Regions from separate parts of the Homo sapiens genome. Here region 1 is linked to region 2. Evidence: read pairs that join two places in POLR2A ChIA-PET (ENCODE). Cell type or tissue: PC-9. All regions are shown on one strand. Links, peaks and the distances in the headings refer to the core of each region. The heading gives the core; the rest is flanking DNA. Region 1 overlaps MAG (myelin associated glycoprotein). Region 2 holds the start of SCN1B (sodium voltage-gated channel beta subunit 1).

Evidence for each region. ChIA-PET counts read pairs that join two places held together with the same protein. Peaks named below come from ENCODE experiments on the same cell type or tissue, not always from the same donor. Only the 100,000 strongest peaks of a DNase experiment are listed, where the experiment ranks them.
Region 1: POLR2A ChIA-PET joins it to region 2 with 10 read pairs; 4 of 35 experiments call an interaction of 5 or more read pairs at or near these places.

The regions. Positions count from the first base shown.
Region 1 is chr19:35,312,853-35,323,958 of GRCh38, reverse strand. It overlaps MAG (myelin associated glycoprotein), which reads right to left. Exons shown (of 11, transcript NM_002361.4): 11 at 10,152-10,669. The coding sequence ends at 10,505. Among named protein-coding and RNA genes, the nearest start is that of CD22, 11 kb to the left of the region's middle. RefSeq lists a silencer at 451-510 and an enhancer at 4,735-4,914. In PC-9, for the core only: no CTCF peak of the experiment used is centred there; DNase peaks (open chromatin) are centred at 4,798, 5,648 and 6,128; H3K4me3 peaks cover 527 bases; H3K27ac peaks cover 4,767 bases.
Region 2 is chr19:35,025,831-35,036,936 of GRCh38, reverse strand. SCN1B (sodium voltage-gated channel beta subunit 1) reads right to left here and starts at 6,467. Exons shown (of 6, transcript NM_001037.5): 1 at 6,077-6,467; 2 at 4,243-4,409; 3 at 3,198-3,438. The coding sequence starts at 6,116. GRAMD1A (GRAM domain containing 1A) reads right to left here. Exons shown (of 20, transcript NM_020895.5): 20 at 10,468-10,888. The coding sequence ends at 10,796. RefSeq lists silencers at 5,890-5,998, 6,338-6,497. In PC-9, for the core only: no CTCF peak of the experiment used is centred there; a DNase peak (open chromatin) is centred at 6,515; H3K4me3 peaks cover 1,572 bases; H3K27me3 peaks cover 2,122 bases.

The sequences.
Region 1 (11,106 bases), core at 1,487-9,486, 290 kb before region 2:
CACCTGAGGTCAGGAGTTCAAGACCAGCCTGGCCAACATGGCAAAACCCCATCTCTACTAAAAATACAAAAATTAGCAGGCATGGTGGTGTGCGCCTATAATCCCAGCTGCTCAGGAAGCTGAGGCAGGAGAGTCACCTGAGCCCAGGAGGCGGAGGTTGCAGTGAGCTGAGATCCCACCACTGCACTCCAGCCTGGGCGACAGAGTGAGACTCTGTCTCTAAATAAATAAATAAATAAATAAATAAATAAATAAATAAATAAAAAACAGTCCAGTTAGAAAATAGGCAAAAGACATGATGACACCTTTCCCTGAAGAAGGTATATAGAAGGCAAATAAGCACATGAAAAGATGTCTCACATCACCAGCCATTAGTGAAATGCAAATTGAAACCCATGACAAGATACCGCTTTAGAACAGCTAAAATTAAATAACCAATAATGACAACACCAAACACTGGTGAGGATGCTGTGAACTTGAAACATTCACACACGACTGGTGGGGATGCAAAGTGGTCCAGCTACTCTGGAAAACAGTTTGCCGGTTTCCTGAAAAACTAAACAAAATATACCTACCAGATGACCCAGCAATTGCACTCCTGGGCATTTTATCCCTAAGAAATGAAAACGTATGTCCACATAAAAACCTGCACACAATTATTCACAGCAGCTTTGTTTGTAATAGCCAAAAACTGGAAACAGGCCAGGCACGGTGGCTCACGCCTGTAATCCCAGCACTTTGGGAGGCCGAGGTGGGCGATCACCTGAGGTCAGGAGTAATCTCAGCATTTTGCGAGGCCAAGGAGGGCAATCACCTGAGGTCAGGAGTTCGAGACCAGCCTGGCCAACATTGTGAAATCCTGTCTCTATTAAAAATACAAAATGAGCTGGTCGTGGCGGTACATGCTGGTAATCCCAGTGTAAATAGTAAAGTAGAAGTTCCTTTTCAAAGAGACTGTCCTCCCCATCTAATTAAGAATAAATAGTAACTTCTCTTAGAAGCAAAATTTATTCAAAGACCTGTGCTAACATTCTTAAATATCTACTAGCCATAATAAAAAAATCAATGTACTTTATGTTCTTAGATCCTACAATTTAGCCTAAAGATTTGCCCTAGCATGCTTATACTAGTCCAAGAAAGCATTAAGTCAAAGCCTGTTCCTCTTCCTTATTTAGAAATGTTTTTACTTTTCTCAGTATTCCACGTTACTTTCTCCTTCCTTTGTTCTCCTCTGCCTTTGCCTCTTTTAAAAAGTTCTAAGTTGCTAGCCAATCCAGACAAATACAGAATGTGAGGTCCCGTTTCAGCCAATAGAAACCAGACACAGCAATAAAGTAGATGCATCAAGTTATAAATGACCCTGTCTCCTTTGTTCAGTGTACTTTTGTAGCAAAACTGCTAGCGAGTATACCCTTTCTGCAGAAAGTAAAACTAGCCTTGCTGAAGAAATTAAATTTACATTAAAGTGCTATTTCTTTACAGCACCAAAAATCAAGCATTTCTAACACAAGCTACTCGGGAGGCTGAGGCAGGAGAATTGCTTGAACCTGGGAGGCAGAGGTTGCGGTAAGCCGAGATCACGCCATTGCACTCCAGCCTGGGCAACAAGAGCAAGATTCCATCTCAAGAAAAAAAAAAGCAAAACCAAAAACTGGAAACAACCAATACGTCCTTCACTAGGTGAGTGGCTTAACAGATTACGGTACATCCATGCCATGGAGTACTATGCAGCAATAAAAAGGAGTGAGATATGAAGAGGATACAGGCAACAACTTGGACGATTCTGAAGAGTGGTACAGAGAGTGAAAAAAGCCAGTCTCCAAGGATCACATGTGTTACAACATTCTTTTTGTTTGTTTGTTTTTTGAGACGGAGTTTTGCCCTTGTCCCCCAGGTTGGAGTGCAGTGGCTCGATCTCGGCTCACTGCAACCTCTGCCTCTAGGATTTAAGTGATTCTTCTACCTAAGCCTCCCGAGTAGCTGGGATTAAGGTGCCTAACACCATGCCTGGCTAATTTTTGTATTTTAGTAGAGATGGGGTTTCACCATGTTGGTCAGGCTGGTCTCAAATTCCTGACCTCAAGTGATCCACCTGCCTTAGCCTCCCAAAGTGCTGGGATGACAGGTGTGAGCCACCACGCCCAGGCATAACATTCTTGAAATGACAAAATGATAGAGGTGGAGAAGATGAAAAGTTGCCAGGGGTTAGGGATGGTAGGGGAAAGTGTCTGACTATGAAGGGAGTAGCACAAGGGAGGTCTTTGTAGTAACAGAATAATTCTGTATCTGGACTGCAGTTGTTGTTATATACATCCAGATGTGATAAAATGACATAGAACTGTACACACACATTATACCAATGTCAAATTCCTGGTTTTGATATTGTCCTGAATGACTTAAGAAGTAACCATCAGGGGATGCTGGGTGAAGAGTACACCAGACTTCTCTATTCTATCTTTGCAACTTCTGTGAATCTATACTTATTAAAAAAAAAAAAATTTAAGACAGTCTCGCTCTGTCACCCAGGAAGGAGTGAAGTGGTGTGATCATAGCTCACTGCAGCCTTGAACTTGAGGTGGGCTCAAGTAATCCTCAGCCACCTGAGTAACTAGAACTACAGGTACCAGCCACCATACCCCGTTAATTTATTTTTTATTTTTTATTGAGTCGGGGTCTCACATTTCCCATTCTGGTCTCCAACTCCTGTCCTCAAGCAATCCACTTCCTCAGCCTTCCAAGATGCTGGGATTACAGGAGCCAGTCACCGCACCTGGCCGTATATTTTTATTTTTTTAATCCCAGGAATCTCAATGGGGGACTCCAAGCCAGGTGGCCAGGTCCCAAAGGTCTCAGGGAGGGTACCCTTTGGGGCTTGAATTCCTGCTCCTCACCTAGAAGGAGTAGCTGAGGTTTCTGCAGGCCACAGCACCAGGTGTGGCTCATAGTCTTCTAACAGGAGGAGATTGGGCTTGTGGACGTGTCTTGATTTCTGGAGGCCAAGGGCTGCGTGGAGAAGGCAAGGGAGGAGGAGCAGGACTCCTGAGAACGCAGCCTCGGCGCTTTCACTCTTCCTCCCTGTTCCTTCAAACAGGTCGTTGGTCTCCTTTTTTGGTGACTTGACTGTCACCCCTTTACCAGGGAAGCAGTGAAAGCAGGCAACTAACAGAGTCCCTGTGAGCCCTGGGTGGCTACTCCCTGCCTGGCTATGTCCCCCTCACCCCCCAACCTCTGCCCAGGATGGTAAGACGGGAACAATGATAGTGCCTTCCTCACCGGGCTGGTGACAGCACACACAGGACACACTCAGCAACTCGCACATCCCATGACAAGCATGTGGTAAAAAGACCCGGGTTCCAGTCCCAGGTCTGCCACGTGTTTGTTGTGACATCACCTCAGTTTCCCTCCCAGGGTGATAATAAGATTGCTGTTATGACTTCAGGGCTATGCTGTGACAGGTCCCCAGCCCCTACAGCACTTTGCATGGTGGCTGCTATGGAACGGGCTCTCTGTAAAAGTGAGCTGTCATTATTCCAGACATTGTCACTTACGCTGCTGACCCAGCACTCCCTGCAGACATTAATTCACCCACCTCTGGCTACTCAGCCCTAGCCTGAGCTTCACAGAGAGGCCCTTTGGGACTAAACTGTCATTTCCTTCCCGCTCCCCAGGCAGATCGAGCTCTAGGGTGGGAAGGGGCCTTTGGCTCAGCTGCTGCCAGACTTCTCTGTTCTATCTTTGCAACTTCCTGTGATAATTATTTCAAAATTAAAAGATTTTTTTTTTTAATTTGCGAGGTTGAGGTTGTCACCTCCTGTTTAAGGAGCAGCCTGGAGTTGAGAGCGAGAAGAGTGGGGAAAGAAAGAGGCTCGCCTACTTCTCCTTTTTTTCTCCCCCTTTTTCTTTTCTTTCTTTTTTTTTTTTTTTTTTTTTTTTCTGAGACCAAGTCTCACTCTGTTGTCCAGGCTGGAGTGCAATGGTGCGATCTCAGCTCACTGCAGCCTCCGCCTCCCAGGTTCAAGCAATTCTCCTGCCTTAGCCTTCTGAGTAGCTGGGACTACAGGCGCGTACCACCACGCCTGGCTAATTTTTGTATTTTTAGTAGAGATGGGGTTTTGCCATGCTGGCCAGGCTGGTCTTAAACTCCTGACCTTAGATGATCTGCCCGCCTTGGCCTCCCAAAGTGCTGGGATTACAGGCATGAGCACCACATTCGATCTTTTTTTTTTTCTTTTTTAGTGACTGAGTCTTACTCTGTTGCCCAGGCTGGCATGCAGTGGTGCACTCATAGCTCACTGCAGATTCAAACTCCTGGGCTCAAGTGGTCCTCCTGCTTCAGCCTCTTGAGTAGCTGGGATGACAGGCATGCACTACTGTGCCCAGCTTATTTTTAAACATTTTTTTTTCTACATACAATGTCTGCTGTGTTGCCCAGGCTGGTCTTGAACTCCTAGAAAGCACTTCTCAGCAGTGCGGTGCATCTCTACCCCCGGCCAGTCGCAAGAGCCCAGCCCTGCATGATCACCCACCTGGGGAGGAGGCTCTGGAGTGGCCAGTGCTGGCTGGGAGCTCTTTCATCAAGGAGGATAATGGAGCTGCCTGCCCCAGGCACTGTCCCAGGGACAGGGTGGGAGGCGGGCCAGGGATGGATCAGTCATCTCCGTCAGGAGTGACTCAGGAGGTTGGCAGACCGGGAGGGACAAAGAGACCCGTGTCATGACCATGGCCTGGTGCCTGGGTGTCCTCCCTCCCACACGTGGTGGCCCAGCCCTACTGGCACGTGAGGCCATGAGACCTTCTCACCTTCCTTCCTGCCTGGCCAACCCTCATCTCAGCGTCTGCCCCCATCTCTCTGAGTCACTGTGTCATGTGTTCTGACTCTTCCTCGGCTTGGCATTTCCCAGGGAGGGGGTGCCATCTGCCTTCCCTGTCCCTGAGGGCCTCCCTGGGCCTGAACTCGGCCGGAGTAGATCACTCTTGCGTTCTCCACTGAACCTGCCCCTCCTGCTTTCTTCAACCTCTTAAGGAAGCTGCTGGAGTCACCTTTGACTCTTCAAGTGAGTCTCACCACTTCCTCCTCCAAAATGGGTCCTGACCCCACCCCTCTCCCCATCTCCACTTCCTCTCTCTTGGACAATGGCCAGGGCCTCCCAAGCCCTGTCCCTGCCTCCACTGATAGCCTGTGCTCACTGTCCACGCAGCTGCCAGTGGGCCTCTGAAGCCTCAAGCCTGCCATCACACCCCTCCGAACTCACTTCTCCAGCGGCTTCTCAACGCGCTCTTTGAAAGCCCAAGTCCTGGCTGGGCACAGTGGTTCACACTTGTAATCCCAGCACTTTGGCAGGCAGAGGCAGGCAGATAACTTGAGGTCAGCAGTTCGAGACCAGCCCGGCCAACATGGTGAAACTCCGTGTCTATTAAAAATTAGTTGGGCATGGTGGTGCGTGCCTGTAATCCCAGCTACTTGGGAGGCTGAGGCAGGAGAATCACCTGAACTCGGGAGGCGGAGGTTGTAATGAGCCGAGATCATGCCACTGCACTCTAGCCTTGGTGACAGAGCGAGACTCCATCTCAAAAAAAAAAAAAAAAAAAAAACCTAGGATTAAATTCCATTGCTGGGCGGGATGGCTCACGCCTGTATTCCCAGCACTTTGGGAGGCTGAGGCGGGTGGATCACCTGAGGTCAGAAGTTTAAGAGCAACCTGGTCAACATGGTGAAACCCCGTCTCTACTAAAAATATAAAAATTAGACAGGCGTGGTGGTACATGCTTGTAATCCCAGCTACTCAGGAGGCTGAGGCAGGAAAATTGCTTGAACCCGGGAGGCAGAGGCTGCAGTGAGCTGAGATTGTGCCACTGCACTCCAGCATGGGCAACAGAGTGAGACTCTGCCTCAAAACAAACAAACAAAGAAACAAACAAACAAGCCCCAGTCCTGCCTGTGGCCTACAAGGCCCTGTGTAATCGAGCTTCCTTGGGCAACAGAGCGATACTCTGCCTCAAAACAAACAAACAAAGAAACAAACAAACAAGCCCCAGTCCTGCCTGTGGCCTACAAGGCCCTGTGTAATCGAGCTTCCTTGGGCAACCACTCTGGCTCCATCACTCCACTCAAGCATGCTTCTTTCCTTCTTGTTCCATGAAGGTAACAAGTACATTCTCGCCAGGGGCCTTTGCACTCGATTTTGGCCTTCCCTGGACCCACATTCCCCAGGAACCCACAGAGCTCCCTCCCTTACTTCCTTCTGGTCTCAAGTCAAATGACTTCTCTTTCTGAAATGGCAGCCTGACCCAGCACAGCCTGACCTTGCACCCCTCTGCAGTTCCTTCACTGTCAGATGTGCGGTCATGTGTTTGCTTGTCTTTCTGATCGTTGTCTGTCTCTTCTGCAGAATGTCAGCTCTGGGAGGTCACAGAGTGATTCTTTTTGGGCACTGCTGTGACCCTGGGGCCCAGCATAGGCCTGGCACACAGAGGTGCTCAGTGAGCATGTGTTGAATTCTGGTGGGGTCCAGGAGCTGGGTGGGGAAAGTCTGAGAGAGTGAACTTGAGTTCAGGTCCTACTGGTTTGTTTGTTCGTTTTTTGAGACAGGGTCTCACTCTGTTGCTGAGGCTGGAGTGCAATGGTTCAATCTCGGCTCACTGCAAACTCCATTTCCTGGGCTCAAACTATCCCTCCCACCTCAGCCTCCCGAGTAGGTAGGACTACAGGCGCATGCCACCATACCTGCCTAATTTTTGTATTTTTTGTAGAGACAGGGTCTCGCTATGTTGCTGAGGCTGGTCTCAAACTCCTGGGCTGAAGCCATCCACCAGCCTCAGCCTCCCAAAGTGCTGGGATTACAGGCATGAGCCACCGCACCTGGCTCGGTCCTACACGTTCGCCATGGCTGAGTGCCGGTCCCTCCTAAGGATGGTCTTTGTGTCAAATTCCCTCATTGTTTCCCAAACTTTAGAGGTTTGCCTACAACCTTCAGGAGCCACCTGCAACATGTTTATTTAATACATTTTTAAAATCAGTTCAGTTGATTGATTTCTTTCTTATTTATTTATTTTGACTTAGCCTCATCCGAAGCTGGTGCGGCATTCTGGTTTCCTGTTGTTCCGGTGCATACTAAATGAAGCATACACAGTAGCGTCACAGTGGCTCCCAGGGCCCTCAAGCTGCACTTTGGGCAGCGTGAGTTACTCCCCGATCCCTGGTTATTGACAATGTTTTGCTCCTCTGGGTGAAGTCCTCCCAGGCCAGACCTGCTGGAGCCAGAGTCTGTCGTCAGGGGACAGGTGTGTCAGGGCAGGGCTGGTGAGCATGTATGCAGGGGATCTGGAAGAGGCTTCCCTCCCGGCTGCTGAGAGGCCCCTGTGTATCCCCAGCCCCATCCGATGCCTCTCTGGCCTTGCTTCAGCTCCTGGAATTTTGCTAAACATGTTCCCACTTGGGGCCTTCACACATGTGTGAGTTTCCTTCCATAGGGAAGCCTCCCCTGCCCCCTGTGACCTTAAGTCACACAGCGGTCCCCAACCTTTTTGGCACCAGGGATTGGTTTCATGGAAGACAATTTTTCCATGGGCCTGAGAGTGGGGAGGGAGCTGGGGATGATTCAAGCACATTACATTTATTGTGCACTTTATTTCTATTATTATTACATTGTGATATATAATGAAGTAAGTATACAACTCACCATCATGTAGAATCAGTGGGAGCCCTGAGCTTGTTTCCCTGCAACTAGACGTTCCCATCCGGGGGTGATGGGAGACAGTGACAGTTCATCAGGCACCATCTGTGAGTGTGCAACCTAGATCCTTTGCGTGCACAGTTCACGATAAGAATCGTGCTGCTATGAGAATCTAAAGCCGCTGCTGATCTGACAGGAGGCAGGACTCAGGTGGTCATGCTTGCTCGCTGGCTGCTCGCCTCCTGCTGTGCAGCCCAGTCCCTAACAGGCCACAGACCAGTATCTGGGTGTGCAGTATAGCACTGGGGACCCCTGCTGTAAAAACTCTGAGCTTCTCCTTGGAAGCCGGTGTCACAGTTGCAGTTTGATATTGTGCATGAGATTCTTTCATGTCCTTGTCCCTGCAAGACTGTGAGCTCCGTGAAGAAAGGGCATGCACCCTCCCAGCTTGGACAGGCCCCACAGAGGGTTTCCCTTCCCACAGCCCGGCCCCCCACACGTCTCCTTTCCTCCTGCATGTGGACTTCCCATCCCAGCCAAGCAGCCCCATGTCACCTCCCCTCCCGACCTGGTTTGTTTATTCCTGCCTCTAGGCCTTTATTTTGGTCTCTGTGCTGTGTCCTCTGCCTTCTTCAAAATGCAGGGAGAGACCAGGCACAGGGGCTCATGCCTGTAATCCCAGCACTTTGGGAGGGTGGGTTGGGCGCATCACCTGAGGTCAGGAGTTCGAGACCAGCCTGGCCAACAATGGTGAAACCCCGTCTCTACTAAAAATACAAAAATTAGCTGGGTGTGGTGGCACACGCCTGTAGTCCCAGCTACTTGGGAGGCTGAGGCAGAAGAAGTGCTTGAACCTGGGAAGCAGAGGTTGCAGTGAGCCAAGATCGTGCCACTGCATTCCAGACTGGATGACAGAGTGAGACTCCATCTCAAAAAATAAACAAAAAAAACAAAAAACAAAAAAAAATCAGGGAGAGCTGCCGTCTAGGAAACCCTGCCCTCACTGCCCGCAGCCCACAGCTTAACCTTACTGCTCCTCCAGCACCCGGGCTCTGTGAGCAGCTGTTGGTTCTCACCAAGATGGCCGTGTAGCACAGCGTCAGAGTGTGGCCTCCGAAGCCAGTGGTCGGGGCTCAAATCTGGGCTCCACTGCTAACAATTGGGGACCACAGAACTGATGTAACTTCTCCATGCTTCAGCTGCTTGTTCTCAAACGTGCACGTGCATCAGAATCCACCAAGGACTTCTCAAAACACAGATTCCTGGGCCCCACCTCAGGGTTTTTGATTCCTGAAGTCTAGGGTGGGGGCTGAAAATTTGCCTTTTTAGCAAGTTCCTGGGTGCTGCTGATGCTGCTGCCTAGGGACCACACTTTGAGAACCATTGTCATAGTTATTAGGGAAGGTAAATGAGGTTAATGGAGATTAATTAATGCAAACTGGGTAGAATCATAGAAAGCGTTCAACAACTGTTAGTTATCAATCCCATTTATACCAGACACTCTGGCCCTTTTTAACTTCCTGACAGGTATTATAGAAAAAGTGCATTTGATACAAAAATTAGCCGGGCGTGGTGGCGAGTGCCTGTGATCTCAGCTACTTGGGAGGCTGAGGCAGGAGAATCACTTGAACCCAGGAGGCGGAGGTTGCAGTGAGCTGAGATTGCACCACTGCACTCCAGCCTGGGTGACAGAGACAGACTCCATCAAAAAAAAGAGAGAGAGAGAGAGAGAGGGAGGAAGGGAAAAGAAAAGAAAGAGTGCATTTGAATCAGAAGCATCAACCCCATGGCCTGGACACACCGTTTCCGAGCTCTGGGACCCTGGGAAAATCACCTAACTTCTCTAAGTCTCAGTGTTCTCATCGTCACAGAGCTGTCCTAGGAGACCCTTCTCAGGACAGCCTGAGCCTCTAGAAAGGGCTCAGTATACAGCTGGTGCTTAATTAATGTTTCTGGAACTGAATGTAGTGATGTATAAAGGCTGACGCTGCAAATTGCAGCATGAATGTGAGAGATGGTGGTGAAACCAACACGGGCTGGTGAGACCTAGATCTGTGGCTCGCACTCCAAGCTGCAGGGACCAGGAGGTAATCTCAGTGCAGGAAGCCGGCCAGGTGTGGGACAATAGGGAGTGGTGGGGACTGCGGCCAGTGCACAGGACCCTCCCTTTCAGCAAGTCATGTCCACGTACAAGTGCAAGCCTGGTGCTGTCAGCTGATCTGACTGCGGCAAAAACCAGCATGAGGATTTTTATGTGAAATCATCCATAAGTCAAACCAGACCCAGCTCGCAGCTACCAGCTCAGAGTGGGAGCAACTTAGTGGCCACTGGCCCTGGGTTCAAGGCTAAAATCCCTGGGCCCTTGCCTGCATACCAGGCTCAGCCGAGGGCAAGGAGAAATTCTGTCATCGTTCTGTAGACGGTGGGATGGCAGGCTGCCCAAAGGCGGGTCAGAAAGCATCAGGATCTAGACTGGCATTTGGCTTTGGGGCATTTATTTCATGTCCCTTTTGTACAGGCCCCAGGGCCAGGTGTGGGGGCAGGAGACCAGGCAGGAAGTAGCAATAAATAACACGGACAGACAGAGCTCCCCTCCAGACAGATGAGGGTAAAGGAGGTTAGAGAGGAGCCGTAATGAGGGCGTGGGGGTGCTGGCAGGGAGGGGCAGCTGGGAAGGAGGGGGAGGTCAGGCCCCCAGGACCTCACTGTCACCTGCCTCACTCCCCTCCTGCCCCAGCCCCCGATACTTTTGGGAGGAAGGGAGCCCACAGCCAGTGGGGGCCAGCGAGGGTCCTGAGGGGGGTCAGCCACGCAGGCTGCCCCCAGCTCCTTCACTTGACCCGGATTTCAGCATACTCAGCTAGCTCCTCCGTCAGCGTGTAGCTGTCCTTGGTGGGCCGTTTCCCCAGGTCCGAGTGAGAATAGCTCAGGTCCAGCTCTGGGGGCTCACCCCGAAGGCCCAGCAGCCTCCTCTCAGATCCCAGGCGCCTCTCGCTCTAAGAGGGGAAACCGCCCATTAGCAGGGTCCTGCTCCCTGCCTTTTCCCAATGCAGAGGACAGAGCGTTTGCACCCTCAGAGCTCCTGAGTTCAGTCCCAAATAAATCCCTGCGAGAACCTCCTTTCTCAAGGACCGCAGGCCCAGCGAGCCCTGCGGTCACCAGGTCCCACTCTGGAGCTTCTGCCAGTGTTAATCATTGCTGAACTTGAAATTTGCCTACAAATTCAGTTTCTCCAGGAAGCTGCTTCTTCTTCTTCTTTTTCTTTGAGACCCAGGCTGGATTGCAATGGCTCGATCTTTGCTCACTGCAGCCTCCACTTCCTGGGTTCCAGCAATTCTCCTGCCTCAGCCTCCCAAGTAGCTGGGATTACAGGCACCTGCCAACACGCCTGGCTAATTTTTTGTATTTTTAGTAGAGACAGGGTTTCACCATG
Region 2 (11,106 bases), core at 1,624-9,623:
AAAAATACAAAAGAATTAGCCGGGCGTGGTGGCGCGTGCCTGTAATCCCAGCTACTTCGGAGGCTGAGGCAGGAGAATCGCTTGAACCCGGGAGGTGGATGGAGGCTGCAGTGAGCCAAGATCGTGCCACTGCACTCCAGCCTGGGTGACAGAGTGAGACTCTAACTTGAAATAATAATAATAATAATAATAATAATAATAATAGGCTGGGCATGGTAACTTACGCCTGTAATCACAGCACTTTGGGAGGCTGAGGTGGGTGGATCACCTGAGGTCAGGAGTTCGAGACCAGCCTGGCCAACATGGTAAAACCCCGTCTGTACTACAAGTACAAAAATTAGTTGGGCATGGTGGCGTGCACCTGTAATCCCACCTACTTGGGAGGCTGAGGCAGAAGAATCGCTTGAGCCCGGGAGGTGCAGTGAGCCGACATTGTACTGCTGCACTCCAGCCTGCCTGGGTGACAGAGCGAGACTCCATTGCAAAAATAATAATAATAAGGAATGGCAGGCAGTGCTAACAAATACAGTAATATTGTGGTATTGTGGGTAATGAAAAAATACAATAGCACAATGAGTCATGTTAAAAATACTGTAGTATCAGAGGTAATGATGAATATAGTATGGTATAGAATGGAATATTTTTACATGCTACAATAGGATTAATTTTTGAAATACTATAGCATAGCATGGTGGGTAATAAAAATACCCGCCATGGTGGGGAACGTTAAAAATACGCTAGTATGATGGATTATAATAAAAATACTGTAGGCCAGGCGCGGAGGCTCTCTCCTGTAATCTCGGCACTTACGGCGGCTAAGGAGGGAAGATTATTTGAGGCCAGGAGTTCAAGACCATCCTGGGCAACATAGCAAGATCCAGTCTCTACAAAAAAAAAAAAAATTGCCGGGCGTAGTGGCTCACACCTGTAGTCCCAGCTACGTGGGAGGCTCAAGCAGAAGGATCGCTGGATTTCGGGAGTTCGAGGCTGCAGTGGGCTATGATCACGCCACAGTATCCCAGCCTGGGCAACAGAGCAAGACTTGGTCTCTTTAACAAAAAACAAAAAACTGTTGTGTTTGGCAATATTATGATAGTAAAATATATTGTGTAATATAAAATATCCTATAGTGGGTAATATAAAATACTATAATATAGTGGGTAATGTTTAAAAGGCAATACTACATATGGTGGGTAAAAAACACTAGAACTGGGTGGATAGTGCAGAAAACACAAACTCTGCAGGGCCAACATAAGGAACTGCATATGATGGTAAATGCTGGTAATAGCACAGGCTGTGGGATGTAGTGTCATACAGTGGGCAATCCTAAAAAAGAGAGGCTCAGGCCAGGCGCAGTGGCTCACACCTGTAATCCCAGCACCTTGGGAGGCCAAGGCAGGTGGATCATTACCTAAGGTCAGGAGTTCGAGACCAGCCTGGCCAATGTGGGGAAACTCCATATCTACTAAAAATACAAAAATTAGCTGGGCTTGGTGGCACATGCCTGTAATCCCAGCTACTCGGGAGGCTGAAGCAGGAGAATCACTTGAACCTGGGAGGCAGAGGTTGCAGTGGGCCGAGATCACGCCATTGCACTCCAGCCTGGGCAATAATAGCAAAACTCCGTCTCAAAAAATAAAAATCTAAATTTAAAAAAAAAAAAAAAGAGGCTCTATTGGGTCACGGCGTACAGAGGACACAACACCCTGGCCAACTGCCAAACAACAAGATGGAAAGAACCTGGGTGGCTGAACAGTGCCCTGGAGCCTCCCACCCTCTCCCCATCTCACCTCTGCAGATTTGCAAGAGCAATAACACAGGTTTTGTAAAGTCCCAGTACCGCAGGCATCTTTGTCACAGCAACTCCGCAGGCGGGGCTCCATCATCCATGTCTGCGGGTGACCCCCACCCCCCAGCATCGTGACAAACACCAGAGTGGCTCAGACATGCCTGCTGAATTGCATTCTGCTACACCAATTTGACAATAAACGTAAAAATGCTAATTATAAAAAGAAACCCACAGGCTCTGGCTGATCACAGAGTACAGTGAATCATGCCAAGAACAGAAACACAGTCACCCAAGCTCCTCTGGATTCAAGTCCAGCTCCCAATCACATGACCTTGGCCACATAACCTTCCCTCCCTGAGCCTTGGTTTTCTCATCCGTAAAATGGGGATAGGAAGAGCCCCTACCCCAGAGGGTGGGGAGAGGATTCACTAAGGGACTCCGTGTAAGGCACTGAGGCCGGCACCCATCTCACAGAAAAGATGGGCAGTGCGTGTTGCCCATGAGGATGTGTGTGCCGTGGCCCTGAGAGACCTTTCTGCCACGGCTTGTAGCTGCTTCAAGGCCTGGGCTGTTTCCCCAACTCTAAGCCAGTGGCCACAGGGCGCTGGACAATTGCAATTGATGCTGAGCAGAAGATGGATCAGAGAAGGGGCGGACCTCCCTCAGAAAAGGGGTCCAGGGTGGCTGAGGCAAAATGATGAGACGTTCAAAAGCGCTGTAGGCCCTTGCTGCTCAGAGGGTGGGCCCCGCACCTGTGGCCCTTCACTGCCTCACCTGAGAGCTTTAGAAAGGACCCCTAGGCCCGCCCCAGAGGTGTTGAGTGAGACTGCAGGCCAGCGCGGCTCCCCCGGGGCAGGAGTGCAGAGGGGTGTGCGGAACTCTGCTCTAGGTGGCACGCTCTCTTGCCTCATCACCACAGAGGGCAGCAGGGCTGAGCTACTCGAACAGTAAGAACCGCCACCCTCGCCACCACCTGCAAGGCTCTGCTGGAAGCCAGGCGTGTGCCTGCAGCTGCTCAATCCTCATGAACCCCATGATGGAAGAATGGCTCAAACCACACCCCGAGAAACACATCGGATTATTATCCCGGGCAAGCCCAGGACAACCCTTTGGCTCAGAGACAGAAGGCACCTGCCAGAGGTCATACAGCACAGGTGACAGAGCTGGGTTCTGTACCCGGAGCGTCTGTGGGGGACAGGCATGCTTTGACCTCTCCGTGGGCTGGAGAGAAACAGAGGCCAGAGCTGGAGTGGGCAGGAGGGGCTGCTCCCCTCCCCCTCAGCCCGCTGCTGTGGGCGGTTGGCTGGCCAGGCACAGAGCCAGCCTGTCCTGTCCACTGCCTGCCATCTGTCCCTCCATCTGGCTCTCCGGTGGGTGACGGTAAAGGGGCAGGCAGCACCCGACTCACCTTTGTCCACTACCTCAATGTGGATCTTCTTGACGACGCTGGTGTTGTGCTCGTAGTTTTCGAAGAAGAGCAGGCGGTAGACGTGGCACTCGTAGTCGCCCGAGTGGTTGTAGGTGACATTGGTGATGAAGATAGACAGATCCTGCAGGTCTTTGGTGCCCCGGCTGCCATTCCACACCACGCGGCCCTCGAAGCGCTCATCCTCCTCCAGCTGCAACACCTCATTCTCATAGCGCAGGATCTAGGGGTAGCCAGGGAGGGGAAGGTGTCACTGCCTGGGCCTCTCTTCCCTTACCTGACCCTGATTCTGTCCCCTGCCCTGACACCCACAAACACAGATGGCACACAGATGGGCTCAGACACCTTGACCTCAGGCAGGGAGGGCACAGGGGTGGGGGGCTAGGATCACGCCTGGAGTCAACCAGACCCCGCTTTTGCCTCTAGCCAAGATGCACACGAGCACACACACGTTCCTCAGTCATCCTCCCAAGCCCCATCTGGCCTCTAGGCTATCATTCTCTGCCGTTCTTTCCCAGCCACCAGACACACTCCTCCAGCAGAGACAGGGCAGCCTGATTCCAGCAGCTGGAGACCCCAACTCTCCAGCACGTCACAGAATTTTATGGTTCCCTCACCGATATATAATGCAAAATACACACATAGTTTAAAGGAGGTTAAAAAAAACAGTTCTGTCTTCCCTCCGTAATGACTATCAGAGACATTGTTTGCTGGTGCCAAATAAGTCCACTGACATTTATTTCATGCCAACCGTGTGCCAGGTGCGTCAATGCATTCAGTCCTCACACAAACCTATGGGCTAGAGACCACCGCCACCCCGTCTTTACCGAGGAGGAAACTGACTTTCAGAGAGGCTCACTGACTTGGCCAAGGTCACCAGCTGGCCACTGGTGGAGCCAGAATCTGAATCCAGGTCAGCAATCACAGCATATTATTAAACAAATAAGCCCCCTCCCTGAGATCCAGCCCCACCGCCTCCCACTCGTGGACCCCTGCCCTCCCATGCCCGTTCCCGGCACCCGCACACCTTGACAAACTCCTCAGTGCCCTTCTGGCGGAAGGTCCACTCGGTGAAGGTCTCAGCGTTGGTCTCGCTGCGGCGCTTGCAGGAGATGCAAAGAATTTTGAAGGTCATCCCATACACGGCCTCGGTCTCCGAGTCCACCTCCACGCAGCCCCCGCAGGCTGAGGACACTGTGGGGACAGCAGGCTCAGGTCAGGCAGAGGCACCCATTGCCCTAAGCAATGCCAGACCCCTCACAAACCATCTGTTCCCCCCTCAATGATTACCAGCAGACAGGACTGGATGCTAGGCTGAGCCCTGTCACTCACTGCGTGACCTCAGCAAGTCATTCATCCCTGAGTCTCAGTTTCCCTCTCTCTTGTTGAAAGAAATGGTCCTTTGCTTCCAGCAATGGCTGGGCCCATTTTCATACATTAGGTAGGGCCTTGTACATGGGAGGCCCCATAAGTGGGACTGTCAACGTTGCCGGTAACTCAGACTTTATGCTACCCGAGTGCCCCTTCCTCAGAAAGTCCCTTGCTGGAGGAACCCAAGCATCTAGGTGGTAGAATGAGAATTCCAGCTAAGTTAGAAGTTTAAGGTGGCAGTCATTTTCACCATTAAATTGTAAAACCAGCTAGCTCCAGGAGAAATGGGTTGGGAGAAAAGGTCTGGGGGTGGGGGATTGTGGGGAGGTGGGCACTGAAACCGGGGCTGACCCACACTCAGCCCCTCTCCACAGCCCACAAGCCCCTGTGTGAGCCATCCCCTCCCCGGCCTCTCCTGCCTCCATCATCCCCTCTTCCCCAGGCTCCTCGCCTCTAGAGCTCTTCCCACCCCAACCCCATCCACTACTCAAAGCTTTCCTGAGCTCTCTCCTGCCCCAGGGCTTTTGCAGCCCACTGAATTCCAGTCTTAGAATTCCTTCACACTCTTACCTGGCACCTCCTTTCTGCCTCCCAGCACTCTGTAGCTAACGCTGTGTCTCTTCTGCTGCAGCCCTGTGCTGTCCTTGTTTCCTGATCCTCAGGACTTCTCATCCATCCGCCTCCCCTGCGGTCCCTTTCAGACTCCCTGAGGGCCTCTGTCTCAGTCCCTCCTATCTTTGTCCCTCTCAGGGGTCTCTCTGAAGGTCCCTCCACTTTTTGTCCACTCTCTGGGCTCAGAAGGAGACCTCTCCTAATCTCTTTCCACCTTTCTACGTCTATCCCTTTTCAAACTCCATGCAAGATTCTCTCCCGGTGTTCACGGGCACCCGCATCTCCCTCTCTCTTCTCTCCATCTCCTTCTGCCTTTCTCAAGTTTCCCTTTCTCCATCGCGCTCAGTCTCTTAACTCTCTCTCTCTCTCTCTCTCTCCAATACCCCTCTCTCTGTCTCCGTCTCCCCCTTGACCCCCATGTCCCCAGCATCCCAGCGGACCACTCCGGTGCGCTCCGAGTCCTTCTCTGTCTCTCGCCCCCTTCCTCCCGTCTTCATCTCTCCCTGTCCCTCCGTCTTTCCCGTCCCAGTCTCCGGGCGCCGCCTTCCCCCCACCCCCCTCCCGCGGCTGTGGGTGTCACATTGCAGCCTGCGGGGCTCCGGGAGCAGCTGACTCCGCGTTTCCTCGCCCCCGGCTGGGCGCCTGCAGCCGCCAGGCTGTGCCAGCCCGGCCCCCACCCGCTGGAGCCCACCCTCACCTCCACTGCCCTCCCCAAGCCCGGCTCCCGCGCGCACAACTTCTGAAGCTGACTTGGCGGGGCCCGGGGATGGGCCGGGGGTGGCCCTCGCGCGGCTGCCCCGTGTCCCGAGCGCCACTCCCGCCGCCCCGCCAGTGCCCCCGCGGTGCCCCCCGGCCGCGCGCGCCCCCCGCGCACTCACCCAGTGCCGCGCCGACCACTAAGGCCAGCAGCCTCCCCATGGCTGCGCGGCGCGTGCTGCGCCCCCCTCCCGGGCCGCCGGTATTAATAGCGGGGCGAGAGGCGGCGGGACCTGGCGGCGGTTAGAATGTCCCCGGGAGCGCGCGGGCGCAGCAGCTGCGGCTCTGGGACCGGCGAGGGGGGAGGAGGGGGGGCGCGGCCCCCCCGCTCCGGTTACCGCCGGGGGCCCAGCCCCGGGGCCCGGCGTCCGGGCATCCCCGCCGCGCGGGCGGCGGCCGCTGCTCGGGCTGCTGCGCTGGCGCGCGCAGCCGGGCACATCCGCTAGGTGCACCGACCCCGGTCCCGCTCCGGCTCGGGCGCGCTCGGGCGCGGACCGCGGTCTCCTGCGCACTGCAGCGGCGGCGGCGGCGGCGGCGGCGGCGGCCTAGGGAGGGACGAGGGAGGAGAGGGAGGGGGCGGGATGAATCACCGCGGGGGGAAGGCGCGGCCGCCCAGCCTTTGCCGCAGCGGCCCGGGAGGCGCCCGCTGCACCGGCCTCTCCGGGTGGCGCAGGGACCGCGACTTCTGGGAACGGGGAGGGTGGTCTGTGTGTCTCCGACCCCGCTGGGGCTCTGAGGACCACCCCCCCCCCCCCACCTTCCCAGGGAGTCTGGAAAGGTCACCCCCAGAGTCACAGGAGGACTTAGAGCGCAGTTTGGGGGCCGGGTTTCCGACTTCAAATGATGGAGGTCATCCTCAGGAGTTCCAGAGGGCGAACCTCCAAGTTATCTCCCCTGAGCCCTGATATCCAGGCCTGGGGGTCAATGTGCAGGGACCCCAAGTAGGCATTAGAGGAGGGTGGGGGGCCGTCAGGCTAGGACTACAGCTACAATCCGGACCTCACCCAAGCAGGCGGGGCACCCTGGAGAGAAGCAGCCCCGGGAATCTGGAGGTGCTGTTTCAGGAGGAGGACCCCTTCGTGATCCCCTGCACCCATTTATGTCCCTGATGTCACCTTCTACCCCTCTTTCCTCCCACTCCACTCTGGCTGTTCAGGCCCTCCTGCTGTTCCCAACACAGGGAACCCGTTCCTGCCTCAGGGCCTTGGCCCCAGCTCTCCCCTCTGCCCCGGCTCTCCCCCCCTGCCCCGCCCCTCTCCGTGGGCCTCCATGGCTCCAATGTCACCTTCGTCAGGTCTTCTGTGTCCCTTCAGGGTAAACTGCCTTCCCCGCTCCTAACCTGACCTCCTTTACTCTTTACCTCTTGTTGAGTGTTTTCCACAGCAGCCTCACTACCTGACATTATGTTCTTTTTTTTTTTTTTTTTTTTTTTTTTTTTTTGAGATAGGGTCTGGCTCTGTTGCCCAGGCTGGAGTGCAGTGGCTGATCTCGTCTCACTGCAACCTCCGCCTCCCGGGTTCAAGCGATTATCCTGCCGCAACCTCCCAAGTAGCTGGGAGTACAGGTGTGCACCATCATGCCTGGCTAATTTTTTTATTTTTTAGTAGAGACAGGGTTTCACCATGTTGACCATGCTGGGATTACAGATGTGAGCCGCCCCCCGCTATCCCAGCACTTTGGGAGGCCAAGGGGGGCAGATCACCTGAGGACAGGAGTTCGAGACCAGCCTGACGAGCATGGTGAAACCCCGTCTCTACTAACAATACAAAAAAAATTAGCTGGGAGTGGTGGTGGGCACCTGTAATCCCAGTTACTTGGGAGGCTGAGGAAGAATCGCTTGAACCCGGGAGGCAGAGGTTGCAGTGAGCCAAGATCGCATCACTGCACTCCAGCCTGGGCAACAAGAGCGAAACTCCGTCTCAAAAAAAAAGGCCGGGCGCAGTGGCTCACGCTTGTAATTCCAGCATTCTGGGAGGCCGAGGTGGGCGGATCACGAGGTCAAGAGATCGAGACCATCCTGGCCAACATGGTGAAACCCCATCTCTACTAAAAATACAAAAATTAGCTGGGCGTGGGGGCACATGCCTGTAGTCCCAGCTACTCAGGAGGCTGAGGCAGGAGAATCGCTTGAACCCGGGAGGCAGAGGTGGCAATGAGCCGAGATCACACCACTGCACTCCAGCCTGGTGACAGAGTGAGACTCCATGTAAAAAAAAAAAAAAAAAAAAAAAAAAAAAATCTCCCAGGTGAGGATATTGTCTTGTGTCTCTTGCACCTTGAACTGTTCCTGGCACATTGTAGGTACTCAATCAATATTTGTCAAACAAATAAATGAATGCCAATGTTCACTAAGTCCTTGGGATTTGCAGAACCCACTTCTACTGCCCCAAACCTTCAGCAAGTTCTATTATCCCCATTTTACAGATGAAGAAACTGAGGCTGGGAGAGGGCCGTGCCCCTGCCCAGAGTCATGTAGCTGGCCTAGGATGGATGTGGAATCCTGCCCCAGCAGTGGTGAGTGGCCTGTCCTACCAGTAGGTTCTGCCAAATTGAGAGAATGGAGATGGGAGTTCTGGGCTGTCAGGACCAGGGTGGGAGTGAGACTCTCGGCTGAAGGGTCACTACCCAGATCCTAGCCTCCAATTCCGGGTGGGGTAAGGTCTCAGAATCCCCCTGGCCCAGCCCTGCCAGGCAAGAGGAGCCAGGGTGTGGGGCAGGACCATGGCAGAGGGGCAGGGAGCCAGGGACATCCGACACCTCTGTGGTCTAGACTTTTACGCCAGCACCTTCTGAGCTGTGAAATTCCCCTGCAGAGAATAACCCTCTTGCTGTTCCGGGCCCTTCCACTGGTGGGGGATGGTAGGTGAAGGCACAGTGAGGACAGGCCTCAGCACTGGACAGGAGGCACCTCACGGCCCTATAAGCTATGTTCAGTGAGCACCTACTATGTATGGGCTTGGTGCTGTTCTAAGCATTCTAAGCACTTTACTAACATTAGCTCATTTAATTTTTCCTATAGGTGGTATTATTATTACACCCATATTACAGATATAGAAGACTGAGGCTCAGCATGGGTACCTTGCCATGATCACACAACTAGAGGATAGGAGAGGCTGGCTCTGCCTCCTATGCCACTCCTGATCCACTCTCCAAACCCTCCTCCAGTCCCCTGCTCCAAGCCATCAGTTAGGATGATTCTTATAGCCGGGGGTGTGACATGCCAAAGGTGTCTCTACCCCACATACTCCCTCTGGAACCAGGACAAGGTTTGCGTGAGGTGGACCTGGGTTCTTTCTGGACCAGGGACTTTGCCTCCAAGCTCATTTCCTCATCTGTAAAACAGGAATCCAACCAACGTCAGCCTGAATGGGCTGTGGTGGGGTCCTGAGGGGGTTAGGACCTTGCATGTAAATGTGGAGACCCCAGGGGTCAGGCCTGGAGTCTGCCTCCCTGCTGGGTAGCCTCGGGCGTGTACATCTTTGTCTCCACCTCATGGAATCACTGTGAGAATAAAATGAACATCAGATCTTGGCACAGAGCTGGGTACGTACGTACTTGGTACTCACTACGCGAGTTACTTTTTTCCCTCTATTTTTATGCAATAAGTGTAACATTTATTGAATACTTACTCCATTCCATCTGTGCCGGGCCCTGTTATAAGTAGCCACATTTATGAACTCCTTGAACCTATAATAGTGGTTCTCAAAGTGTGGTCTGGGGCTGGGCGTGGTGGCTCACGCCTGAAATCTCAACACTTTGGGAAGCTGAGGCGGGAGGATCGCTTGAGGCCAGGAGTTCAAGACTGGCCTGGGCAACACAGTGAGATCCCATCTCCAAAAAGAAATAAAAAATTAGCCGGGCGTGGTGGCTTACACCTGTAGTCCAAGCTACTCAGAAGGCTGAGGTGGGAGGATGGCTTGAGCACAGGAGGTCGAAGCTGCTGTGAGCCATGTTTGTGCCACTGCACTCCAGCCTGGGCGACAGAGACCCTAACTTAAAACAAACAAACAAAAAACCAAAGTGTCGTCTGGGATGGCACCATGAGCAACTCCTGGGAACTCGTTATAAAGGCAGAATCCCAGCCCTGCCCCAGACCTACTGAACCAGAAATTTGGAGGGAGGGGCCCACAGTCTGTTTTTCATCAAGCTCTCCAGGAGATTCGAATGCAGCTCAAGTTTGAGAACCACTGCCTTCTAACAACCCTGAGAGACAGCTACTGCCATTCTACCCATTGCACAGGAAAGCTCACTGGAGCTCCAGGGGGCTGACCTGCTGCATTTACACCACTGCTAGGAAGCAGGATTTGAACTCCAGCTACCACGGTCTGTCCCCGGAGTTCCTGCGTTGACCTCAGATGATGTAAAGCTTGTGTAAGATGCTGCGGGAATTCCAGATCGTTTCAGTGACTATGGCCCCAGAACACAGACAGAGGTCCCCTCCCCACCATGGCAGGATCTGAGTGCAACAGGAGGCTCCCACCCACTCCCAGGGCCCCACAGGCACAGCCACAGCCACTTCTGACCCTTTATTGGGGCACTGTCGGCCCCAAATAAATATAATACATTAAACCCAGAGCTGAGGGAATCGTGCACCCCAGGAGGCGCCCCCCACAACCTCAGCCGGGCAAAATAAGTTAGTGGGGGGCCTGCCAGAGGCCGGGCCAGCTCCCTGGTCTAAAGTGCATCTCGGTTCCGTGGTCCCCACGTCTGCACAGCCCCTGGTTGGGCCGTCGGGAGGGGCGGGTGGGAGATGCCTGGCGCTCACACCGTGCCAGCAGTGGCCGCCGAGGCTCTGTGTGTCCATCTGTCCATGTGGGGGAACAGCTGCGTGGCCGGGGTCCTCAGGAAAAGCTGTCATCGGGCCGGGGCTGGGTGTCAAAGGGAGGGTCTGAGACTGTGATGCCTTGGTGCAGCTTCTCCAGCGAGAACTTCATCTGCGGGGAGGAGGTGAGCAGGGTCGGGGGTGAACGCTGGAGGCTGGGGGGTGATGTCGCCCACCCCCACCTTGCCATTGAGAAACTGAGGACGGTCTAGAGGCCATACTGCCCCACCCCAGGGTCCCTTGGTGAAAAGAGCACAGCCATGCTGCACCCAGTTTAACTTCTCAGAGGCAGCAGAGGAAGGGGCTTAGTGTGTGCCTGTGACCCCGATG